Linked DNA regions of Homo sapiens: region 1 is linked to region 2. The links are chromatin contacts, found by Hi-C in ENCODE. All regions are on one chromosome and are shown on one strand. The core of a region is the stretch at or near the end of the contact, and the rest is flanking DNA. Distances in the headings are between cores, read along the strand shown. Region 1 holds the start of SIDT1 (SID1 transmembrane family member 1). Region 2 holds the start of ZBTB20 (zinc finger and BTB domain containing 20).

Region 1 (6,727 bases), core at 2,506-5,005, 1.6 Mb after region 2:
TCGTAGGTCTGGGGTCATACATCTCTATTTAACAGAGCCTCTTAGTGAGTGTAGGATAAGCAATGATGGCAAAAATTGCACAACATGGGAGAGTAACAAAAATTTAGTGGGTGGGGGTCAGCATTTGAGGAGGTATGAGGGGATGGCCAAGAAGATAGTGACAAACCAGCGCCTGAAAGAGAGCGTCGCTATCTTGAAATCCCCCTGGTGGTAAATTGTCGGAACAGTATGGCCTAGGTTTCTGATTTAATCTATCACCTATCTTGTGCTGTGATGTCATTCCTCTATGTTATTCCAAACCTTCAGTAAAATTCTGCTACATCCAACAGCCTTGTGTACCTGCAAGAAGGGGCTGCTGATATCTTATGCAGGATAAGAAGAACTAAGAAGAGAGTAGGAACCGAAGGTAATGGTTTGGACAGACAGATCAAGAAAATGTCTTCTCTGGAGAAAGCAACAGGAATACTGGCTGGTAGGACAGGAGGTTAATTTCCCACAATAAGTGGCTTTTGAGGGCTCCACTACAGCATTTGCATATTAAAGATTGGTCCCAGAAGGCTGTAAGATTTGAGGACATTTGGCTTATATTGAGAATACTGGCACTAAAATAATTGAAATTCTTGTTATCTCCTGTTCCCATGGTTCCCAACTTTGTATTTCTCAGACTAGTAATATTTTAACAAAAATTCTAGGGACTGCTTGGGTCATCAACCTTTTACTGTGTCATTCAAAAATATTTTCAAAACTGTTTCATAAAATAAAGGACATGTTAACACACACAGACAAAATAGGGCATAATAGAACAATTTTTAAAATGTGTTTTTATAAAAACCAAATTTGTTTTATGAAAGAAATTTGTTTTTATGTTTTTATCTGAAATGATCTCACATTTTCCAAACTATTGAATTGAAAACAGTATACATTTCATTTTATTTAGCCTTAGCTAATAACCCTTTATTCACTTATTTGTTCATTTTTGGAAAACACTAAATGTTTTTTATAAGCCTCTCTTTTCTTTAAAAAAAAAAACATTTTGAAAAAACAGGGTATCACTCTGTCCCCAGTGGGAGTACAGTGGCAAGAGCTCAGCTCACTGCAGCCTCAAATTCCTGGGCTCAAGTGATCCTCCTGCCTCCGCCTCCTAAGTAGCTGGGACTACAGGCGCATGTGCCATCACACCCAGCTAATTTTTTAATTTTTTGTAGAGAGAGGGTCTCATTATGTTTTCCAGGCTGGTCTTGAACTCCTGGTCTCAAGCAATCCTCCCACTTTGTCCTCCAGAGTGCTGGGATTACAGGTGTGAGCCATCATGCCTGGCTTATAAACCTCTTATGTGCCATTCACTGTGCTAGGTACTGGAGGGCAGAGATGAACATGACTTTGCCCCTGCCCTCAATATCTCAAGGTTTACTAGGGAAGTCAACCAGGTGATCTCAAGTGCAAAACTCACACAGTACAAGGGGAAAATGTAAAGGCAACAATTCATAAGTAGATGCTCTATCTCTATGCAGAACTGCAAGAAATACCAAAGCCTGATGTCAGGATTTACTTAGCACATGTAATTTGAGTTTTCTTACCAATGATTTAGGGGGAAGCTGAGACTTACTCCAGAGATCATGGAGTTTTCAGACTTTTTTCTGCTCCCAGCCAATCACAGGACTAGGAACACACCTCACGTGCAACATGTCAACCAGTCGATGAGTTCTCCCACGCTAGATAGAAAGAGGCTGGGTATATGGCGTTTGGGAAACAAAAACTGCAGCCTCTCCCTTGTCTACCATGAAATGGCTCTGCATACAGCCACTCTGCTCACTACAGAACATATAACCTGAAGGTTACTGGAGGACAGAGCAGGGTGAGGGCTGTGCTGCCATGGTAACAGTGCCATAGGATTTGGTGCCACACTGGAGATGGGGCACTCAGGGCACTTTCTGGCTACACACAGCTGGAAGATGTCTAGGAGCAGTGTTAGGCACATTGGTCCCCCCTGCTCAATACAAACCACCCTCACTTTGGGAAGTGATGAGGTTTTCTAGTTCCGATCTGGAGTGAGAATCAGACGGAGGCATATCATGGTATCCCAATCATCTAGTTCTGGAATTTCCCTAGAGGGTAGGGGATGCTGGTATAGTAAGGGATACATAAACACATTTATATGGGAAGAAGATCCAGAGGTTGGTACACTGGGGAGTCTCTGTCTCTGTCTCTGTCTCTCTTTCTCTCTTTCTCTCTCTGTCTCCCTCTCTCTCCCCGCCCAGTGCTCCAGAGGTACCACACTAGAGGAAAGAAATGAACTATATGCATCTTCTTACGTTATATAATCGGAGTATATATGTCAAAGGGATAGTCACTGGAACATTTTTCCCTCCTTATCTTCCCTCAACTTTTGTCAAAAATAGGTCTAGAACTTTCACACAATTATCCATCCTTATTTAAAATCAAAACCTGGATTGATCAGCTGATGGCTGCAGTTCTCACGTCTTTGCCCAGGTCTTCTGGCGTCTCTGAAGCACAACGTGTGACAATGGCACAAAAACGCAGGAAGTGACTGTTGAATGCACAGAGGTTCTGCAGCTTCCGTCCATTTTCACACAATTTCCATTTTAGATTCTGAGCAGTTCTCCCTCCCCATGCGCTATGAAATAGAAGGGTCTGGCTGAATCAGCCACTTGAAATTAGGTTTCTTCCCTGCAGGGGATTAGGAACCGAGGTGCGGTTCTTCTTCGCACTCCACACCACACCCCGCAACCCTAGAAATCAGGACTTTCCTGGAGAAAGACCCAGCAGGGACCCAGGACCCGCAGACGGTGCGGGGAACTGGTGCCTCTGCAAAGCCCAGCAATGCCCTTGACCAGGCCAGGAGAGGCGCGAGGCGAAGCAGAGTTGTCCCCGAGGCGTGTTGAGGCAGCTAGGGCAGGGCAGCGATTGCTTCGGAGGAGAAAGGGAAAGAAAGTCCCCTGGTCCCCGAAGTCTCCCAAGGTCAATTCCCAGGGGACTCCAAAGCAGCGACGGGGCTCTGAGATCTGGCAAGTTCTAGGAGTCGAGCGAGGGGAGCGAGTGTCTTACCTGGTCGGGCTGGCTGGTGTAGTTGAAAGAGTAGATGTTCTCGGTGCTGAGGTTCACCACCCCGCTGTAGACATGATCGAAATCGGCGCCCCTGGCAGCGTCGAAGGGGTCGCGGCGCGGTGCCGGGGGCTGCCTGGGGGATTTCGCCGGGTGCCCGGGCGACGCCGCCAGCAGGAGCCAGGGCAGCGCGCAGAGCAGCGCGAGCCGCAGGCAGCCGCGCATGGTGGGCACCGCGCCCGGGCTCGAAAGCGGAGCCACCCTGGGGAGGGGGCGAGCGCAGAGAGGGTCCTTCCAAAGCCCGGTGCAGGGCCAGGCGTCCGCTTCAGAGCCGAGCGGGTGATGCCTGGCGAACCCAGCCGGCCAGGGCTGGCAGCGTGCTGACGAAGGGCCGATCAAATACTGATGCTGCCGCCTGGGGTCTCCACTGGAGGTCACGGGTGGAGAGTAGGGCGGACTGGAGAAGTGGAGATGTGGGGCTGCTGATTTTCCTCCGGCTTCTAAGTCCCCCGTTTCTCATCGCCGAGAATCCCCCCACTTACCCAGCCAGAATTTAGACCGATCTCTTCTCCCTCAACCTCAATAACAGCAATAATAAAAAGGCATTGGAGTCATTAAAAAGAAATACCCGCTAGTCTCGAAAAGTCAACCTGACGCCACATCGAGGAGGAAATTCGGTCTGTTTCAAATACGTGTGCACCCTGGCTGCAGGAGAAGAAATAGAAAGCAAAAGAGCCCGTCCCCCAAGAGGGTGCGCGAGTTCGCTTTCCCAGGCTGCTACCTGCAGAGAACTCTTGCCTGTCTGAACGATAATTACTCTCTATTCTCCCCTCTCTAATAGAACCTCTCCTCAGACACCTGTTTTATTTCTTTATTACCTCCTACTCTCCATGGAGAGTCTCACGTCATCACGTTCTCTCCCTCACCATATGTGTATGTATGTAAATATGTACAGTTAAAAAAAAAAAGATATGGTAAAGAGAACAATTTCCAGCACTGCCTGAAGTCTGGTCCCGGAAGTTGTCAAAAAACGACTCAGACTAACTAGATTTATGCAGAAGGCATTTCTTTCCACCCCAGCCTCTTACCTACTTTACCATTGCAATGACTTCTTCCAGATTCTGAGAGAAACCCCAGGATTGTTTTTTTAAAGGCAGAAACCACAGCCTATCGTAAAAAGGAAATACTTTTCTGATAAAAATTAGGGGATTAGATTTAAAGAGTTAAAGAGGCAGGTAAGGAGCAGGGTGAGAATGGGGCCATCAGAAGACCTTGCAGAACATTGAACAATCACAATTTACGTGTGGAAGAGAACTCACTGTTTTATTTCAGCTTCATTACTGTATACTATAAAAGAATGTAATTGTGTTCAACCTGAAGGACCATTTAAAAAGAAGTCATTAAGAAGGAAAAGATCTTTTTCAAAAATTTAAGATTACAGATTAAAATCCTAGTCCTTGCCATCTTTAAAGAGATAGATTTGTTTTTGTTTTTACCTTGTCTAATTCCTTTAATTTCTTAAAACATCAAGAATGAATGCAATACATTTGTTGTAAAGTTTTCTGTGAAATCAGAAAACAATGCTGATGGAAGATTAAGTTAGTAGACTCCTTATTAGGACAATTTTCAGTTTTAAAGTTTTGAATGTTCTTGGCCAGGTGCAGTGGCTCATGCCTGTAATCCCAGCACTTTGGGAGGCTGAAGTGGGAGGTGGGCTAGCTTGAGGCCATGTGTTCATGACAAGTCTGGGCAACATGATGAAACCCCATCTCTACAAAAAATACAAAAATAGCTGGGCGTGGTGGTGCATGCCTGTCGTCCTAGCTACTTGGGAGTTGAGTTGGGAGGACTGCTTGAGTCCGGGAGGTCGAGGCTGCAATGAGCCGTGAACACCCCACTGCACCCCAGCTTGGATGACAGAGCAGGACCCTATCTCAAAAGGAAGAAAGGAAGGAAGGAAGAAGGAAGGAAGAAAGGAAGGAAGGAAGGAAGGAAGGAAAGAAAGAAATTTCTTGAAAATATATGGGTATATGGGCAAAAATACTAATTCAAAGGAGAGTCTGGGGGTAAAACTTCAAATAGAACTCACTGTTTTTGAGGAGCATAACGAAATAATTTCATCCAGAATTTGAATGACTTTAAACTGTTGTATTCAAAATATCTGTGCCTCTTTTCAAAGTTCAACAACATTTCATAAACTTGAAATCTACGAAGGTCCTGGAGGTTAGCTGGTGTGACCAGTTAAAGGAGTCTCTAGGATTATGGAGTTCTATTATGGCGTTCTTTTTAAACACTATAAGAGATGAGGAACTGGTTCTTTCACAAGTCAACACCTTCTTTTGGGGGCAAGTGTCTCATTATTAGAAAGACATTTCATATTCTTAGTTGAAATCTGCCTGTCTTCTACTCACTTGTACTAGTTCTGCCCTCTGGAGTCATAGGAATAAACCTAATACTTCTTCCACATGACAGACCTGTGGGTATTTAAATGGTGCTATGACCCTTCCTTCAAGATTTTATCTCAACTTTACGCAACTAAATTGGAAGCAAATGGAACAGATCCTTCATCATAGCATGAAACCCAAAATATTTATTTTAAAGCCATTTGTATGGATTATCTATACCTAACAATTTGAGTTATATATTACAAGTCACTCTGTAATATTATCTAATCCTTATTCTAGCCAAAAGTCATTCAGTGACCTCAAGTAATTAACCTCTCAGGATCACAAGGTTGTTGTAAGGATAAAAGGGAGAATGATGTATTTGAAAGTACATTAAAAAGTTTAAAGTGTTGAATGAACAAATACTGTTATGGTGTGACTGCTAGTTCAATAGCTAAAAAATAAAATGTGGTCCATTAGGTAGGTGGTTTTTTTCTTTATTTTTAAAAGGAATTTTATTTTAAATTTTTGTGGGTACTTAGTAGGTGTATATATGTATGGAGTATATGAGATATTTTGATACAGGCATGCAATGCATAATAATCACATCATGGAAAACGAGATATCCATCACCTCAAGCATTTATCCATAATGTTACAAACAACCCAATTATACTCTTTTAGTGATTTTTAAATTTACAATTAAATTATTATTGACTATAGCCTGTTGTGCAATCAAATACTACACCTTATTCATTCCATTTTTTGGTATCCATTATCCATCCCCACCTTCCTCCCCCAGCTCTCCCACTACCCTTCCCAGCCTCTGGTAACCATCCTTCTACTCTCTTTCTCCATGAGTTCAATTGTTTTGATTTTAAAGGCAGTTTTTTTTTTTTAATATCTACAATGTCAGGATTCTACTGTGAGAGACTAAATATGCAAGTGGGCAATGGCCAGACCATAAATAGCAATACAACTAACTCTGACCCACAGTTTCTGCAGCAATCAGCTCAGGAAACAAAAACACTTTAGCAGCAACCAGTCCAAGAAATCAAACTACAACTGCTGCAGCAAATGGCCCAAAAGAATTAGGTCTTGCTCAATGAGTCAATTTCCCCAATTTTTGCCCCTGCTTCCAACTTAGGATCAATCAGAGAAAGTTAAATATGCTTCCCAAACCACAAAATGCCCTGCTCCTACTTAGCCTGCCTCCAGCTTCCAACAGCAAGATCCAGTCAGAGCATACCTGAAACCTTCCCCTTTTATAACTATGAAGTT
Region 2 (5,975 bases), core at 915-3,414:
TGCAAGCTCTGCCTCGAGTTCCAGCGATTTTTCCTGCCTCAGTCTCCCTAGTGGCTAGGATTACGGGTGTGCGCCACCACATCCGGCTAATTTTTGTATTTTTTAGTAGAGACGGGGTTTCACCAGGTTGGCCACGCTACTCTCAAATTCCTGACCTCAAGTGTTCCGCCTGTCTTGGCCTCCTAAAGTGTTGGGATTACAGGTGTGAGCAGCTGCACCCAGTCAATATCACTTTTTAGCTAAGATTTATATATAAGTTTAAAAGTGTTTTGGCTTCCAAACTCACTAGCAATTCCCAGACTTCAAAATTGACACCACACACAGTAATTTTCTGGATTCTCAAAGCCTCATACATATAATCCTCACAAGATAGCTTTAATAGTATTAATGAGGTCAAGGCCCTTACTTTTTTTTTTTTCACCAGGGCCAATTTATTTTGCTTAGTTTCTGTCAAAGACCTCTAACCAGGCATCTTATGTGAAAGCATGCTGTACGTTCCAAAGAAGCCTGGGTTAAAATCCAGATGACTTAAGTCTATTGGAAATTATACATCAAATCCATGTCCTAGAAACAATGTCATTTTCAAATCCCAAGTACAGTGTATTCTTTGCATGCATGGTATTTTTGATAAAGTCTCTTATTTTGTGACAAAATATTGCTATATCAGCTGCCTAAAAAAGTGCAACTTAGTTTGGCAGTAATTATTTTTTTTTCTTTGTATAGTGAAAAGCGATTTCCCCAACCCTCCCATCTTGGCCCTTGTAAGAAATCCTTTTTAGGAATCTATCCTGGGCTTCCTGCTGGACTTCAGCCTCATTTTTTTCTCCAATGCCTGAGTACTGGACCAATATTTGGTAAGAATTTGGCTCTGGGGAGTGCTATGTTGAATGACAAATGGTTGAGGACGAAGATTTTATTGAAGCATTTGAACCACACTTAATTTTCCGTGTTGCTTTATTTGTTCCTTTTACCACCCAGGATATTGAATTCTGTGGGCTCTGGTTGAGTCGTTGGTACTTCAGGCGTTCAGTAATAAGAAACATAATCTGCTTTTTCCGGCAGGATAATAAATCTCATTTATATTAAGGGAGGCTTACTCCAAACTCTTTTACATAGTATTTTTCTAAATCTTCTGCATGAACAAATTCTTCCTTGAGCCCTAGCACTGGGGACCCGGTCTGGCAACCTGCGCCCCATTCCGCGGGAATCAAGCGTGACCCGGTGCGGCCTTGCGCGCTGCCGCCAGCCAGACCCTCCCTCCGGCTTTCCCACCCACCGCCCGGGATCCAGCCTCCATCCCGCTGCCTCAGCTGTCCAAGACAGCGACACCCCCCTCTCCGCTCCCGCGGCTCCCCCGGCGCAGCTCGCCGCGCCAGACAGCGGGTAACCGCCGCCTCCGCTGGGGCATCCCGGCTCCACAGGCCCAGCGCGCTCCAGACACCTGCCTCTCACTGGCCACCGCCGCTGCCCCTCACCCCGCAGCCCTCTCGGCAATTGGCCCCAGGCCGCCGCTCGTCATCCTCAGCCTTCTCCTAGAGTACCGCCTCCGTCGCCGGGTCATTTAAGTTTATCACAAATAAATAAATAAAGGAGGAAATAGAAATGCGTAGAAAGTAAAAGCAGTAGGGGGTGGGGGAGATGGGGCGTGGAGGAAAAGGAGGGAGGAGCGGAGGAGTAAGCAACCTAACCTGATTGCGCCTGTGTCGACCAATCATGGCTCACTCCAGTCCGGTCTGACGGGCTCCCTGAACCAATAGCCTTCCACCTCCCGGATCACTGAACAACGAGATACGATTGACCTTTTCAGAAAGGGTGAAGGTGCGGCGGGGGGAGGGGGTTGTGGGGGTGGGCGAAGTGGAAGGATTGTCCACCAATCGCCTGTTAATACTTCTCTGAGCGAAGTTTCCGCGTCCCAATGGATGTTTGAGATAGCGGATTGGGCCTCTTTTAGCCCAATCGAAGGTGACAGAGATGAGGGAAGAGGAAGAAAGGGGCGGGGACGGGGGGGCGGAGGGGAGAAGGAAGAGTGCATTTTGTTTATGGGCGGCAACCTCACGAGGGGCGTCCCATTCTCATTGGCTCACTGAAGCCAAGATTGGCGTGAGAGCTATCCTATAGCGGGGAGAGATAGAGGGTTCGCGGAGTGAAGCGTCCAATGTGGGCCTTCTGCCGAAGAAGTAGGGGCGGGGGGAAGTTTAGGAGTTGAGGAAAGAAGATTAAAGAGCGCGAGGAGGTAATGCCACAAACTCTAATTTGTTGTGGGACGGGCGGGAGAGAGGGAGGAGTGTGTGCGTGCCGAGGGGGATGAGGCGTCTGCGAGGCGCCTGGAGTGGGGGGCGGCGGGACTGGGAAGGAGGGGAGCGGGGTGGGGTTGGGGGAGCGAGTTACAGAGCGGCGAGCCAGCGGGCCCTGAGCTGGATGAGCGCGCGCGCCCCCGCGCCCCGCCCCGCCCCGCCCCGCCCGCGCCCCCTCCCCCGGCGCCCTTCTTAGCGCCCGGCGGCTGCCTCGCCCGACCCGGCGGGGAGGTGGGAGGGAGGCGCGGGAGGGTCGAAGGGTGGCGGGGCGGGCGGGACGTCCCGCAGCTGGAAACGTGTCTTCTGCCTTCTTCTCTCTACTCCCTGCGCCTGGAGCCGCTGCTTCCAAGAAGAGGAGCTGAGGGGGACTAGCCGGGGCTCAGGAGCTGCTAGAGGCGCCCGCTTGTCTTCTGCCCCCTCCCTCCTCGCCCTCCCCCGCTTGCCGTGGCTCTCGCGGTCTCTGGAGCGTCTTCAGAGAACTGGGGGGCAGGAGGTGTCCTGGCCCCACAGCCGCTGGATGTCTCTCCAGACGCCGGAGCTCCCGGCCCCCGCCTGCTTCGCTTCTACGACTAGAGAGGAGGGGGCTTGGGAAGGGAAGACACACCTTTCCTTCTTTCTCTTCTTTGGGCCACTTCGGAAACATTAAAACATGTTAACACTTTTTGATTCCTGATATAAAAATGGTTGGAAGGTTCTTGAAAGTTTAAAACAAATGCCGTCTCTCGTACACTGTTTAATGTATTCCTGTCTGTGTGGCTTTTGGGTCCTCCCCCCACCCCCCGCCCCCAGCTGTTATCCTTTTTAAGGATGCTGAAGAGGCAGGAGGCAGGGATTTTCTAAAAGTTCTATTGATAAACACACTTGCACAAACATATGCTAGGCACACACACAAACTAAACATTAGCGAAAAACACAATATGGCGTACAGCTACGGTACCTAGCGCGGTAATCCGCTGATCTCTCACTCCGAACTGGGTTGAATGAGGTCAGTAGCAGGATGACAGCTCTCCAATGAAAATCTGAATGAATCAGGAAGTAGTTTGGAAGCTTGCGGGTGTAGTACTGTCCTCAGAATCAGCATTGGCCAAACCTAAGTTGAACATGTTACCTTTCTAGACATGTGAAAATCTTCTCCACTGTTTTTTCTATTAAAAATACCAAAAGGGTGCTAAAGTCAAGTTTCCTCACTGCGTGGCGGTGTATACATTTCAGCTAAAAAAATTATAGAGGCCATTCACCCAATGTTTTCAAGTGAACGCTATTCTGAAGTTACTGTTGTAACTTGTTGCCATTGAAAGTTTTAAAACACAATTACCATTTTATAAATAAATAGCTGTAGACACTAAATTTAAGTGATAACCAGTCATCTTTAAATTTATAATGGTTTGTTTTCATTTCTGTTCATGCTCCCAATCCCAAGTACCCTTTGCTATTTTGTGGAAATATTTATATAGATCCCCCTCCACTCCCGGTCACATACAGTCAGCCCTTCCTGTGCCTGGGTTCTGCATCTGTGGATTTAACCAGCTGCAGATCAAAAATATTTTGGGTGTGGGGGAATAGATGGAATAGAATATATATAGTTTTTTTCTTGCCACAATTCCCTAAACAATACAGTGTAACAACGATTTATTAATACATGGCATTTACTTGTATTAGGTGTTATAAGTAACCTAGAGATGATTTAAAGTATGTGGGAGAATGTGATTAGGTTAAATGCAAATACTACACTATTTTATGTAAGGGACTTGAGCATCTGTGGATTTTGGTTTCCTAGAGAGGTCCCAGAACCAATCTCCCATGGATACTGAGGGTCAACTGTAAGTTTGTCCAGTCAAGATGTGGCTACTTTTTGCTTTTTTGCTTTAAAATGAAGAATCTGTATTTTTCTAGTGAAAGAAAAAAAATTACATTGATTTTCATGCCTTTGTTCTTTGTGATTCTTAGAATATATCAAAGTTGTTGCACACATAGTGCATGGTGATATCCCTGTGCCATCTTTCCAGTAGTCTCCCAGGAAAGCTTTTGAAATTGCCCTTGAGGAATTGCTGATGTAACTGTTCAGTACTCAAGGCTTAATTTTCAAGATTGGGGTTTTGATTTTTATGGAGCTCAATTTTGGAGGGCCTTAGGTTTGGGGACACATGGTGTTGAAGTAAACAGGTGAGAAGAAGAAAAGTGAGATTTCTAGAACTATATTAGCTGCTCAGTGAGTTGGGCAATTGGATATTTTTGGTTTTATGATTTCAGATTTTATAGACCAGTGGAATACAGGCCTTGTGCATATGAAGATCAGGTGACAAGTTTGCTGCCTACCAGCCTCCACAGCAATATGCCCTTTCACGGTGAGGTCCTAATTTTAACAAGCTAAAGAAAGTATCAGGTTAAAAATTGTCAAATTTTATCCATTTCCAGGAAGAAGTCTTTATGCTTACCCATCTAGGCCCGTGTTTTAAGATTACTACAAAACCAAGAAAATGCACATATAGGTCATGTGTACATTGACTAGCTACTAAAAGAAAATACGAGATTAAATGGAATACTAGAGGAAAGAGAAACTTTCATGTGAGGGCTATAATTGGGGAAGGGGGTGTTTAGAACTACCAGTTGATGTGATGCCAGTTTCTTCTATAATTGGATCAGAAAGTTTTTGAGGCCCGCAAACATCTAATTCCTCTTGTTGTCCTGTTAATAAGAATTTGACTACTTGGTATAGGAAGAAAATCTAAGGAAAAAATATTTTAAGCGAATCATTTTTGTTGCATTAGTGAAAGTTTTCAGAAGACTTTTTAGACAAATTGGACTTTCTAGTAAAAAGGCTAGTCTGAATAATTAGGTAAATTGGACTTTCTAGAAAAAAAGGCCAGTCTGAATAATTAGGTTGTTTTAGAAGGGCAATAAAAGCTACAGCTAAGTTCCTGCGATCTATAATTTATAAAATAATTACATATTATTTTGAATAACTTCACAGAATCAGTGGCAAGCAGAGACTTCTTCAAAAACATTTGGAATACGGAAGTAGAGATTGATGGGCTTTGCTTTAGTCTCTGAAATAATCATATTTTTCTGAAATGGATGGTTAAATTTATCATATTGTTCTAGACACTTGGAGTGTAATAATGAACAAGAGAGAAAATTGCCTGCCCTTGTGGAGCTTACATTCTAATGTCACACACACTTTGTGCATTTTAGATTGTTAGGGGAGGAGATTTTTTAATGAAACTTTAAAACCTAGCTGCTTTCTTGTCTTAGGAACTACAGTTTGAAAGAGCCTACAGAAGTTTGAGAAGGAGGAAGGTGTTTACCAGTTGGCAGTGATAGGAAAGAAAGATCTTAGTTTATTTCTTATTTGTACCTTTTGTTATTGTCATGAAACTTTCTCCATATATTTCAGTTGGTAATTTTAACAGATAGGGATTTTTTTCATGATTTTAATAATGTCTTTGAAATTAATAAAACGTTGCTTTATATTAAAAAAATCTTGTGTCTTGAAAGTTACTATAAAATTCCTACATAGTATTATCCCGTTAGCAAAGTATGGTAAAACAAAAGCTAGAATATCTGTTAATTTTTGGTTGGGATTTGTTTTTAGGAACATATCTGAAAAATCAAGTACCTAAATCTTTTTCAGTTCTGGGTTTCTTTTTCGTTTTTTGAGATGGGAATCTCCTTTTATTGCCC

What was found. Hi-C counts contacts between places; a loop is a spot of excess contacts on that map. Pooled maps may share reads with other maps.
Region 1: a map of CD8-positive, alpha-beta T cell shows a loop between it and region 2 (3-fold over the local background). The contact joins the promoter of SIDT1 here to the promoter of ZBTB20 in region 2. A Hi-C loop is called at or near these places in 3 of 168 maps with a recorded cell type or tissue (CD8-positive, alpha-beta T cell and naive thymus-derived CD4-positive, alpha-beta T cell), 4 of 37 single-sample maps with no recorded cell type and 9 of 50 pooled maps.

Annotation. Positions count from the first base shown.
Region 1 is chr3:113,529,583-113,536,309 of GRCh38, reverse strand. SIDT1 (SID1 transmembrane family member 1) reads right to left here and starts at 3,755. Exons shown (of 25, transcript NM_017699.3): 1 at 3,067-3,755. The coding sequence starts at 3,288. RefSeq lists enhancers at 2,864-2,993, 3,464-3,793, 3,934-4,123, 4,144-4,363 and a silencer at 3,144-3,193.
Region 2 is chr3:115,143,477-115,149,451 of GRCh38, reverse strand. It overlaps ZBTB20 (zinc finger and BTB domain containing 20), which reads left to right and starts at 2,164. Exons shown (of 12, transcript NM_001348800.3): 1 at 2,164-2,233. RefSeq lists silencers at 1,169-1,388, 1,949-2,118, 2,429-2,698 and enhancers at 1,439-1,648, 3,379-3,488.